Regions from separate parts of the Homo sapiens genome. Here region 1 is linked to region 2. Evidence: chromatin contacts called from ENCODE Hi-C or POLR2A ChIA-PET data. All regions are on one chromosome and are shown on one strand. The core of a region is the stretch at or near the end of the contact, and the rest is flanking DNA. Distances in the headings are between cores, read along the strand shown.

Region 1 (6,523 bases), core at 2,388-4,887, 190 kb before region 2:
AAAGTTTTAGAACCAAAGACTGGGGGAAAAAAAGCCAAACTTCTTCAGCTTAAAACTCATGACTTATCTCCAATGTACACTTCCATTTCTCACCCACAATGTGCCAGATCAGTCCGTACTTTCCTTGCCTGGAATGCCCTTTCTGCCTTTTGTCCAAAATTTGCCCATCATTTAGGTTCCAACTCAAATGCCATTCCTAGTTATTTGCAAGTAATTTCTCCTTTAAACTTCAATCATAGTTAAGCTTTGCTGTGTATCACAGAAGCTATATTTATCCCCTATTTGTATTAATGTAGTATCTCCTACTGTTCTCTTACAATCTACCTCCTAAAATGCAGAATGAAGCCTGCATTTGGTGTCAAAAGGTTTGGTTTAAAAACTCAGCTAGGACTGGGTGCGGTGGCTTATACCTGTATTCCCAGCACTTTGGGAGGTCGAGGCTGACAGATCATGAGGTCAGATAGAGACCATCCTGGCTAACACAGTGAAACCTTGTCTCTACTAAAAATACAAAAAATCAGTCAAGTGTGGTGGCATGTGCCTGCAGTCCCAGCTATTCAGGAGGCTGAGGCAGAAGAATTGCTTGAACCCGGGAGGCGGAGGTTACAGTGAGCCAAGATCACACCACTGGACTCCAGCCTGGGCTACAGAGCGAGACTCCATCTCAAAATCAATCAATCAATAAAAGAATTAAGCTAATCTACCTTTTATTCTGTAAAGCCCCTCATAATCTGGCTTTTCTTTCTTTCCCTTTTTTTTTTGAGACAGAGTTTCGCTCCTGTTGCCCAGGCTGGAGTGCAATAGCGCAATCGCAGCTCACCACAACCTCTGCCTCCCAGCTTCCAGCAATTCTCCTGCCTCAGTCTCTGAGTAGCTGGGATCACAGGCATGCGCCACCACGCCCAGCTACCTTTTTGTATTTTTAGTAGAGACGGTGTTTCTCCATGTTGGTCAGCCTGGTCTCAAACTCCCAACCTCAGGTATCTGCCTGCCTCCGCCTCCCAAAGTGTTGGGATTTCAGGCATAAGCCACCACACCTGGCCATAATCTGGCTTTTCTACCTTTGTTGTCCATCATCTCCTGCAACCCTATGCTCATGAGAATACACAACTCTTCTGTTCCTACACTTTTAACACCTTCCGCACATGAGAATACACAACTCTTCTGTTCCTACACTTTTAACACCTTCCACACTCCATCTATCTTTGTCCAAACCACTAACAGAGACTTTCTTACCCACCTCCTGAACAAAACCAAGTTCCTTTTAATCTCCACATCTAGCATAAATATGCCCCCAAATTATTACTTTGAATATCATTTCCTGCTTTGTGCAGCATCAATTATCCATAGCAAAGAAAGGGTTCTAAAGCATGCAACTGGTTTAAAATGAGTTGCTTCACCATTGTACTGATCAGCAGACAGTATAACACACACAATAATTTGCTAAGGAAAGCCCATTTAAGCATTTAACTTACCTGTCACGAACACATTTAGCACACATGGAACCACCATAGGCCCTGCTGACATGTTTCTTTGTTTTGGACAATCTCATAAGAACTTTAGGTCTTACAGCACGAACCTGCATAAGAAAAATATTAAGATTTTTGTGATGCTTTAACAGAAATTTCCCTAAATTTTGTTAAGTGTTAAGGGCAAGTTTAAAGTAGGTTACAAAGGGAAATGGTGTACTCATTTATCTGAAAGGCATTTCACTGCATTTCTCAGATTGGTTTAAAAAGTCTATGTTCGTGGCAGATTTGGCTCATGAATGTTTAGTAATTCTGAACCCTCTTAGTGGTAACCTCTCCTTGATTCATTCCATCGTCAAGGGATGAAAGCTCAGTAAGTTCAAGACTTGTTAGGCTGCACACAGTAAAAGGTACACTTACCCCTCGAAGTCTGCCTGGGCACACACCACATGCAGATTTTGGTGCTTTCCCAACCTTCTTGGTATAAAGGTAAACAATTCTATTACCAGGGGTTCGGGACCTAGAAAGTGAAACAGTCAGTAGGTCAGCATTTTGTAGAGTAAATGACAATATATACTTAAAATTTTCAGAAATACTTACAGCCTAGTTTTGTTAGAGGCTGTATTGTAGGAAAGCCTACGTCGGTATGTCAAACGCTGGACCATTCTGAGTGCCTAAATTAAGAATAGAGTAACATCAAATCTTTCCATTGTAAAAGTAAATAAAATCTCAAAACAGTATCATGTGGTCTATTTCATTCACATACATATCCTTGTATGTAACACCCTTAAATTAAGATGTATTATTCCACATTTTAAAACTACTTGTATTTAAAGGTGACTGATAAACAAGAGGCCAAGAATGTTAGCTTTCCTGATGGTAATCAAACGTGGCACTTCCTTAACGTTCTGATGACCAGGCTCCTTACTCAGAGTCTAATTTTGTTTGGAGTGGTGTCCAGAAAAGTGCCACGAGCCCAGTTGGAGAAACACCGCTTTAAACAAAGAGCACAAAAAGTGAGCTCTGAAGTCGAATCCTTAGCTATGCCATTTACTGGGAATATAAAGGGCAAGGAGCTAGCCTCCTTATCTCTAACATGGGAATTCTGTCTACTTTATACAGCTGTCATTAGGATTAAACGACGTGGGCTATCCGTCCCAACACAATGCCTGGCACATATCAGGGTTCAATGTCTTGCCCTAAAGCACCACCTGCGTAAAGGCATACCCTTTAATACTAATTTTGATATTACACAAGTTTCTTTGGGTTATGGCACCTGCTTTCTTCCCACTTCTGGAAACATCGTGATGTTATTTAGCAAATCGGTTATACAGATATGCATACGAGCAACTTCGTTAAGGGAACTACCCAACGTAAAACATAATCAATACTTGAACTAATTTAATCTTCCCATTCCACCCCTTGTAACCACCTCATTTGTTGTCACAAGCCTCTCACTAAAATTAAACTAAAACAGAATTACCAGACACCAAAACTTGACACGTAAAACCAGTGCGAGTGATTTATGAAGCCATTATTCTGTTTGCATCTCCAAAAGCAAGACAGAAACTTCTAACACATTTTTCTCTTCCTTGACATGGGCCTTGGACGCAGAAGCCAAATAGCGAAACCACCCGAACTCGCCGGACCCTGCCCTCCCAAAGACTAAGGACACGTACAGGCGTGCTGTGAAAACGTGGGTGTAAAATATGAAAACGTTTGGCGATTTTCCAGACTCAAACCGCCAAACCACAACTCGTTAGTCTCCAAACGCTACACTTGGAATGCAGCAAAGTCCCGGGTGGTGAGCTGTGGCTACTCACGGCTTTGGAGGTGCCACCAGGAACAAGGGATTTCCAAAGATCAAAGTAAGGAACTTCCTCACCACCAACCTCCCTGTTGTGCCCCTTACCCCTACACCAGCTCAAAGGACTGCTTCTGAGAGCTCTAGGCTTCCTCAGCTCCTCGGATGGCAGCCGATTGGTAAGGAAATAAAGACAGGGAAAAGAGAACAACATCCATACCTGCAGACAACGTCCCCGGAAGAGGAAGAAAAAAGCCTTTGCCAGTTCAAAGGTCAAATAGAATTGCGCAGGACAGGAAGTTGCGTCAGAGAGAGAGTATCCGTGTTGTACGGAAGCCGACGCACCTCTCCGACGTGGGCAGAGATGCAGGGAACCACCACGTTGTACGGCAACCAACGTGCCGCCCCTCTGTGGGCGGGGATTCACACTAGCTGTCTGTGTCAAGGCCACGCAGAAATCTATTGGAAATCGCTGTGGAAACAAACGCAAATGAAAAGCCGCAAAGAGCAAAGGTGGGACAAAATCAACTTCTTTCGTTGTCATGGACACTGCACTTTTAATCTAAAGGGCGCCAGCTCTGGCGTTAGACCTGGGTTTAAATCCCAACTCTTGACATTTATGGTTAAGGGACCTTCAAGGACCAGGGACCTTCAAGAACCTTCCCTTCTTCAACCTTCCCTTCTCTTTCCTTGTCATTTATTCAGAGCACAAGCTTTACAAACAAATTGGGATTTTAATCCAGTGTCTGCTAATTATTAGCTATGTTACTTTGAGCAAGCCCTTAAATCTCTAAAAGGAAGATATTAGGAACTACCGTGCCATGTTATGTCATGATCAAAGGCATTATGAAGTTAAAGCACTTAGCACAGGGTCTTATAGAGAGGAAGTGCTCAGTAAATGGTTGCTAATCTTATGATTATGTACAAAGAACTACTTGAGGCTTTTCATGGGTGGTAAAGTTTAACCTTTAAAACAGTATGTAAAATTTTACATTAAGCGCACGTGTGTATTTTTCTGAGAAGAGGGTCCCTGGCTTTCATCACCTTGTCAAAGGGATTCATGACCTCTAAAAAAGTAAAGAACTCTTTGCCTGGGCTGTAAAAGACAATTCTAAAAGGGGCCTTTAAGTTTTTAATCTTAGATCAGGCTCCCTGGAAACACACCTCGAAGAGACTTGAGTGTTGGCTTATGGGGAGCGCTCTTAGAATGCACCTCCAGGAAGCTGAGAAAGGCGGGGTCAGGTGATCCACAACGTGGTTGCTGTGAGGCAGCTGCATTGCCCCAGAAGAGAGGATTTGGATAGGATATCCCAGTACCCACTCAACTTTCCTTCTAGTATTTCTAATCCATCTAGCAAACCAAGAAAGCAGGCAAGTGACTGAGGGCATGTAGTCTGTCTTGAACTGTGAGGCCTATTGATTCTATCAAGCCTCACATCACTGCCATCTTTGTCACAACACCAGATGGAAGGCTCTGGTTATATCCTTCCCTCTGCTCACTCTCAAATAGCTGCTTCTCCCCCGACCTTGTCATCAGCTACTTCCCTCCTTTCCAGTCCTTTGATTTTTGTCCTCTGAAATCCTTTTCGTCTCTGTGCCAGGCATTGAGATGGAAGCTTGCATAGAGAGACAAATGTGGTTTTTGAATAAATGCACTAATGAATGTATTTACTTGCAATATGTTCTCTATATTTTAAGAGAGACTTTGCAGAGCAGAAGAGAACAGGAGATGGGAGCCCTTGGCACACTATGCTGTTGTTTACGTCTCTGTCCGTGCCTTCCCCCACCCAAGTAGATAAGAATAGTGGTCTCATTGTTGTAGTTTTCCCTTAAGGTACTTAACCCAGTTCCATAATACTATTTTTCCCTCTCTTTAAATTTGTATTTGCATTTTTTCTTGATCAGTCTTGAGAGAGATATGGCAATCTTATTAAAAACTTCAAAGACAGCCAGGTACAGTGGCCCATGCCTGTTAATCCTAGCACTTCGGGAGGCTGATACAGAAAGATCACTGAGACCTGTAGTTAAAGATCAGCCTGGGCAACATAGCGAGACGCCCATCTCTACAAATTTTTTTTTTTTAATTAGCCAGGTGTTGTAGCACACACCTTTAGTCCCACCTACTCAGGAGGCTGAGGCTGGAGGATCACTTGAGCCTAGAAGTTTGAGGCTGCAGTGAACCATGATTGTGCCACCATACTCCAGCCTGGGCAACAGAATGAGATCCTATCTCAATAATAATAATAATAATAATAAATGTATGAAACTTTGGTATATGACAAAGGTAATATATCAGATTGGTGGGGAAAGATTGGTGACTATTCAGTAAATGAAGTTGGGAAAAATGGTTATACATATGGAAAGAAAAAATTGTATCCTTAAGTCACTCTACACTGAAAAAAAAAACCTTAAATGAGTCAATAATAAGGCTTTAATTTATTAGGAAATATAGGTGACTATCTTATAGACGTTGGAGTAGAAGAGGATTTTTTAAACAAGGCACAAAAAGCACAAACTCAGAAAAGACCAATAAATCTGACCACATTACAATTAATAGCTTTTATCAAAAAACCCTTAAATAAAAAAATGTTAAACCTCAAAGTTTCCCAGTCCAAGCCAAAAAAAGTATGATAGGTTCACCTTATTTTAATTTCACAAAAATTTGTAAAATATTTATTAAGTGCACACAGAAATTAATGAACAGAGAACAAAGACAGATTAAAAAAACAAATGAGATTCTTTAGGCCGGGTGTGGTGGCTCATCCCTGTAATCCCAGCACTTTGGGAGGCCAAGGCAGGTGGATCGCTTGATGCCAGGAGTTCAAGACCAGCCTGGCCAACATGGCGAAACCCCGTCTCTACTAAAAATACAAAAATTATCTGGGCGTGGTGACAGGTGCCTGTAATCCCAGATACTCAGGAGGCTGAGGCACGAGAATCACTTGTGCCTGGGAGGTGGAGGTTGCAGGGAGCCAAGATTGCACCACTGCACTTCCACTGAAGTTGCCAGCCTGAGCAACATAGAGAGATCCTGTCTCTAAAAAAAAAATTTTAAGGGGTTTTGTACATGTGATTATGATTACTAATCAGTAGACTACAAAGGAAGCCAAAATTAGAAGTGGAATGAAGGAATGTGTTGCAAGACACCAACAGCTTTTGTTATGCTAAAAATAGAACTCGTTATTGGCAGTTGTTTTTTCTTGATTTTCTTGCTTTCAGTACTTTATGCCACTAAGCATAAAATAATCAT
Region 2 (6,877 bases), core at 4,175-6,674:
GTGCAGAGACACACATAGGCTCAAAATAAAGGGATGGAGGAAGACCTACCAAGCAAATGGAAAACAAAAAAAGGCAGGGGTTGCAATCCTAGTCTCTGATAAAACAGACTTTAAACCAACAAAGATCAAAAGAGACAAAGAAGGACATTACATAAGGGTAAAGGGATCAATTCAACAAGAAGAGCTAACTATCCTGAATATATATGCACCCAATATAGGAGCACCGAGTTTCATAAAGCAAGTCTTAGAGACCTACAAAGAGACTTAGACCCCCACACAATAATAATGGGAGACTTTAACAACCCACTGTCAACATTAGACAGATCAATGAGACAGAAAGTTAACAAGGATATCCAGGAATTGAACTCAGCTCTGCACCAAGCAGACCTAATAGACATCTGCACAACTCTCCACCCCAAATCAACAGAACATACATTCTTCTCAGCACCACATTGCACTTATTCCAAAATTGACCACATAGTTGGAAGTAAAGCACTCCTCAGCAAATGTAAAAGAACAGAAATTATAACAAACTGTCTCTCAGACCACAGTGCAAACTAGAACTCAGCATTAAGAAACTCACTCAAAACCGCTCAACTACATGGAAACTGAACCACCTGCTCCTGAACGACTACTGGGTACATAACGAAATGAAGACAGAAATAAAGATGTTCCTTGAAACCAACGAGAACAGAGACACAACATACCAGAATCTCTGGGACACATTCAAAGCGTGTGTAGAGGGAAATTTATAGCACTAAATGCCCACAAGAGAAAGCGGGAAAGATCTAAAATTGACACTCTAACATCACAATTAAAAGAACTAGAAAAGCAAGAGCAAACACATTCAAAAGCTAGCAGAAGGCAAGAAATAACGAAGATCAGAGCAGAACTGTAGGAAATAGAGACACAAAAAAACCCTTCAAAAAATCAATGAATCCAGGAGCTGGTTTTTTGAAAAGATCAACAAAATTGATAGACCACTAGCAAGACTAATAAAGAAGAAAAGAGAGAAGAATCAAATGGACACAATAAAAAATGATAAAGGGGATATCACCACCGATCCCACAGAAATACAAACTACCATCAGAGAATACTATAAACACCTCTATGCAAATAAACTAGAAAATCTAGAAGAAATGGATAAATTCCTCGACACATATACCCTTCCAAGACTAAACCAGGAAGAAGTTGAATCTCTGAATAGACCAGTAAGAGGCTCTGAAATTGAGGCAATAATTAATAGCTTACCAACCAAAAAAGTCCAGGACCAGATGAATTCACAGCCGAATTCTACCAAAGGTACAAGCAGGAGCTGGTACCATTCCTTCTGAAACTATTCCAATAAATAGAAAAAGAGGGAATCCTCCCTAACTCATTTTATGAGGCCAGCATCATACTGATACCAAAGCCTGGCAGAGACGCAACAAAAAAAGAGAATTTTAGACCAATATCCCTGATGAACATTAATGCAAAAATCCTCAATAAAATACTGGCAAACTGAATCCAGCAGCACATCAAAAAGCTTATCCACCGTGATCAAGTGGGCTTCATCCCTGGGATGCAAGGCTGGTTCAACATACACAAATCAATAAATGTAATCCAGCATATAAACAGAACCAAAGACAAAAACCACATGATTATCTCAATTCATGCAGAAAAGGCCTTTGACAAAATTCAACAAGCCTTCACCCTAAAAACTCTCAATAAATTAGTTATTGATGGGACGTATCGCAAAATAATAAGAGCTATCTGTGACAAACCCACAGCCAATATCATACTGAATGGGCAAAAACTGGAAGCATTCCCTTTGAAAACTGGCACAAGACAGGGATGCCCTCTCTCACCACTCCTATTCAACATAGTGTTGGAAGTTCTGGACAGGGCAATCAGGCAAGAGAAGGAAATAACGTGTATTCAATTAGGAAAAGAGGAAGTCAAATTGTCCCTGTTTGCAGATGACATGATTGTATATCTAGAAAACCCAATCATCTCAGCCCAAAATCTCCTTAAGCTGATAAGCAACTTCAGCAAAGTCTCAGGATACAAAATCAATGTACAAAAATCACAAGCATTCTTATACACCAATAATAGACAAACAGAGAGCCAAATCATGAGTGAACTCCCATTCACAATTGCTTCAAAGAAAATAAAATACCTAGGAATCCAACTTACAAGGGATGTGAAGGACCTCTTCAAGGAGAACTACAAACCACTGCTTAATGAAATAAAAGAGGATACAAACAAATGGGAGAACATTCCATGCTCATGGGTAGGAAGAATCAATATCATGAAAATGGCCATACTGCCCAAGGTAATTTATAGATTCAATGCCATCCCCATCAAGCTACCAGTGGCTTTCTTCACAGAATTGGAAAAAACTACTTTAAAGTTCATATGGGACCAAAAACGGGCCTACATTGCGAAGTCAATCCTAAGCCAAAAGAACAAAGCTGGAGTCATCATGCTACCTGACTTCAAACTATACTACAAGGCTACAGTAACCAAAACAGCATGGTACTGGTACCAAAACAGAGATATAGATCAATGGAACAGAACAGAGCCCTCAGAAATAATGCTGCATATCTACAACTATCTGATCTTTGACAAACCTGACAAAGATGAGCAATGGGGTAAGGATTCCCTGTTTAATAAATGGTGTTGGGAAAACTGGCTAGACATATGGAGAAAGCTGAAACTGGATCCCTTTCTTACACCTTATACAAAAATTAATTCAAGATGGATTAAAGACTTAAATGTTAGACCTAAAACCATAAAAACCCTAGAAGAAAACCTAGGCAATACCATTCTGGACATAGGCATGGGCAAGGACTTCATGTCTAAAACACCAAAAGCAATGGCAACAAAAGCCAAAATTGACAACTGGGATCTAATTAAACTAAAGAGCTTCTGCACAGCAAAAGAAACTACCATCAGAGTGAACAGGCAACCCACAAAATGGGAGAAAATTTTCACAACCTACTCATCTGACAAAGGGCTAATATCCAGAATCTACAAAGAACTCAAACAAATTTACAAGAAAAAAACGAACAACCCCATGAACAAATGGGCGAAGGATATGAACAGACACTTCTCAAAAGAAGACATTTATGCAGCCAAAAGACACATGAAAAAATGCTCATCATCACTGGCCATCAGAGAAATGCAAATCAAAACCACAATGAGATACCATCTCACACCAGTTAGAATGGTGATCATTAAAAAGTCAGGAAACAACAGGTGCTGGAGAGGATGTGGAGAAATAGGAACACTTTTACACTGTTGGTGGGACTGTAAACTAGTTCAACCATTGTGGAAGTCAGTGTGGCGATTCCTCAGGGATCTAGAACTAGAAATACCATTTGACCCAGCCATCCCATTACGGGGTATATACCCAAAGGATTATAAATCATGCTGCTATAAAGACACATGCACACGTATGTTTATTGCGGCACTATTCACAATAGCAAAGACTTGGAACCAACCCAAATGTCTAACAATGATAGACTGGATTAAGAAAATGTGGCACATATACACCATGGAATACTATGCAGCCATAAAAAAGGATGAGTTCATGTCCTCTGTAGGGACATGGATGAAATTGGAAATCATCATTCTCAGTAAACTATTGCAAGGACAAAAAAACCAAACACCGTATGTTCTCACTCATAGGTGGGAATTGAACAATGAGAACACATGGACACAGGAAGGGGAACATCACACACCGGGGCCTGTTGTGGGGTGGGGGGACGGGGGAGGGATGGCATTAGGAGATATATCTAATGTTAAATGATGAGTTAATGGGTGCAGCCCACCAACATGGCACATGTATACATATGTAACAAACCTGCACGTTGTGCACATGTACCCTAAAACTTAAAGTATAATTAAAAAAGAAAATTACCAGGGATTCATATCTAATCTCCAATGAAATATTGAAAAGTTAAGTTATTAAAATTGCCTTTAAGGCTTTGATGATAACCAGCATTTGCCTAATATCTTTCATCTGTGAGTTTTCAAAATATTGTAAAATTAGTATGAGTAACTCAATTTTACATATGGGAAAGCTGAGGGACAGGGTGGAATAAAAACTTGCCCAAGTTTATACAGAGAAGCAAGAATGGAACCTAGCTTATGATCTTCCTGTAAATCACAGAACCATGGTGTTCTGAAATGAAAGGGTCTGGATGATTATCTGGTTCTACCCTCTGAGTGTAGAGGCTGCGGTGCAGGAGGGTCTAATGACTGGTCCAAGGTCACAAAGCTAGTTAGTAAGTGAGCTGCAGTAACAATCATGCTCCGTGAATCCCACTGCTGGGTTTTCTTCCCTTGTTCATATGGCCTGAATATACAGTATCCCTTGGTATTGGTAGGGGATTGGTTCCAGGACCTCCTGCCAATACTCAGAACTGCAGATGCTCAAGTACCTCATATAAAATGGCATAGTATTTGCACATACCTCCTCCTGCATACTTTAAATCATCTCTAGATTACTTATAATACCTAATACAACACAAATGTTCCATAAATAGTTGTTATACTGTATTGTTTTTTATTTCTATTACTTTTTATTGGTGTATTGTTAATTTTTATTGCTTTTATTCCCCCAAATATTTTCAATCCACAGTTGGTTGAATCCAGATGCAGATCCAGGGACTGGGAGGGCTGATGGAGGGCTGACTGTGTTTCTGCTCAGGCAGATGTGAAGTGAGCCCTAAAAGAACTTCCCACTGGCCAAGGTACTTTCTAACTGCAGAATCATGCTTCTTCCCATATTCCCCCAAGGGATAATTGGCTCTAAGAGGGCTGACTATCCATCCTTCCTCTGAGGCTTGAAGACCCAGTATGAGATCCAGGTTGAGGATAAGGAAGGGTGGCTTAAGGAAGTCCACCCAGCAGTCCTTGTTTCAACTGGACAGTGGCATCTCCCAGACTCTTCAACTGCATCTGCTGCTGCAGAGGCTGCCAGTCATCAAACTGGAGGTCTGGTAGTTGCTAAAATGGCCTGGCAGAATTTGGTGGCTACTGACTGGACTTATTGGTTCCATTGAAGTGTCTTAATGGTGCCTTCTTCAACTTGAAAATGCTTGTGATTCTTCCTCCTACAGGCCACCCCTAAGCAAAGAACAACCTCCTATTTTTCGTTTAAGTATTATTTTGGCAACCACAAGAGATGGCAACCCTGCTGCAGTTGAAAATGTGCTCCACATCAAAGCCACACTTTCTTTTCAGCAGACTCACAAAGCTTTTTATTTCCAGCCCTCCTGAATACTCCACACGCCACCAATGTTTACATTTTTGTCCAGCCTACGCGTCTTTTCCTGCTTAAGAACCATATGCCCTATCACTTTAGTCATGTGGCTAACACACCCTGCTTCCTTCCTTTTCCTCCGGCTTTTCTGGCCTCTGACTCAGTTACACCCATCCTGGCAGGTAGAGAACTTTTTTTTAACGTATCAATTCTTGCCAGTGCCCTCTGATGTGGTTCTCTTGTGCAGCATAGAAAAGTTCCAAGAGTCCCCAGTGTTCCTCACTACTGATCCCTTCATACTAAGTATTTCACTAAATGTTCTCTGATGGTGACCACTGTAGAGTTTGTTTCATCTGAAGTCTGCTTGTACTGTTCTTATCCTTAGTAAACAGGAGGCAGTAAGAAGTGTTGTTTGGGTTTGCAAGAAAGGTACAAATTTAATGAGGCTGCAATCTGTATCTTGCCTCAAAAATGAAAATAGAAACCCCATTCTACCCAATTACATTAGGTGGAAAAAATGCAACAGTCATATTGGGAGCAGTAAAGCCAACACTGCATGTTCTCACTCATAGGTGGGAATTGAACAATGAGAACACATGGACACAGGATGGGGAACATCACACACCGGGGCCTGTTGTGGGGTGGGGGGAGGGAGGAGGGATAGCATTAGGAGATATACCTAATGTAAATGATGAGTTAATGGTTGCAGCACACCAACATGTCACATGTACACATATGTAACAAACCTGCACGTTGTGCACATGTACCCTAGAACTTAAAATATAATGAAAAATATATATATATAAAAATTAAAAAAAATTAAAAAAAGAGACTTATTCTCGAATCCTGTTAAAGAAAGCGGAAGTGAATTTTCCAGAGAACTCCCCATTCTTTCATAGTGCAACTCCTTAAAACATCAAGTCAAGCCATCTTCTTAGGTTGTGGCTGGACTTTGTAATTAAGTCATTCAACAAAATATTTATTGACTCACTACCAGGTTTGGGGAACTGTGCTAGGTTCTGGAGATAGAGGAGTGAGCAAAACACATGCAATGCCTGCCACCATGGAGATTACAGTCTAGTAGAAGACTATGCATTGGCTGCCTACCTTGCTCAACTAGGTCAAGTCAGTCAGTTGACATGTTAAAAAGTTAAATATCCATGGAATACAGGGTATTATATAAGGATATAGATGATTTGGTGTTGAGATCTTTAGTAATAAGTCCTGCTAAATCTGGAAGCTGCAATAAAGTCCGGCTTAGGGTCAGCAGCCTCCCCAGCAGCAGGCCCCACTGCGCACTAGGGCAGAGACAGTAGCCAAGTCAGCCTTTTGGGTGCTCTCTAGGCACAGCATGGGCTAGAGGACACTTTTCACCTACTTACACGGCATGGAACATTCCAAGAGGGCCCACACTCTGTGCTATGTACATAGTCTCATTGAATACTCATAATTACCCTGGAAGTAGGTTTTGTTGTTTCTGCTTTATGGAGAAACTGAAAGTCAGGAAGGAAAGTGACTTGTTCAAGATCAATAGCTAATGTCAGGTCTGAGCTCAGATCTGTTGACTCCAAAGTTCTTGCTTTCAGGGGATGATCACACACTCTTAAACCAGAGAAATTAAGATCT

Evidence for each region. Hi-C counts contacts between places; a loop is a spot of excess contacts on that map. ChIA-PET counts read pairs that join two places held with the same protein, here RNA polymerase II (POLR2A). Pooled maps may share reads with other maps.
Region 1: a loop to region 2 is called in a pooled map, with 3 times the contacts of the local background. The contact joins the promoter of RPL34-DT here to the enhancer-like site in region 2. A Hi-C loop is called at or near these places in 5 of 50 pooled maps. POLR2A ChIA-PET finds 5 or more read pairs at or near these places in 2 of 52 experiments (CD4-positive, alpha-beta T cell and T-cell).

What each region holds. Positions count from the first base shown.
Region 1 is chr4:108,617,571-108,624,093 of GRCh38, reverse strand. It overlaps RPL34-DT (RPL34 divergent transcript), which reads left to right and starts at 3,637. Exons shown (of 4, transcript NR_026968.1): 1 at 3,637-3,786. It overlaps RPL34 (ribosomal protein L34), which reads right to left and starts at 3,518. Exons shown (of 5, transcript NM_001319236.2): 1 at 3,494-3,518; 2 at 2,070-2,143; 3 at 1,890-1,989; 4 at 1,476-1,579. The coding sequence starts at 2,134. RefSeq lists enhancers at 3,506-3,555, 2,781-3,980.
Region 2 is chr4:108,432,443-108,439,319 of GRCh38, reverse strand. No RefSeq gene overlaps it. Among named protein-coding and RNA genes, the nearest start is that of RPL34-DT, 180 kb to the left of the region's middle. Within about 2 kb of position 5,424, at least 2 of the 41 ENCODE cell types and tissues checked have a DNase peak (open chromatin) inside an H3K27ac peak, as active enhancers do; they include CD4-positive, alpha-beta T cell, where a contact is called at or near this core.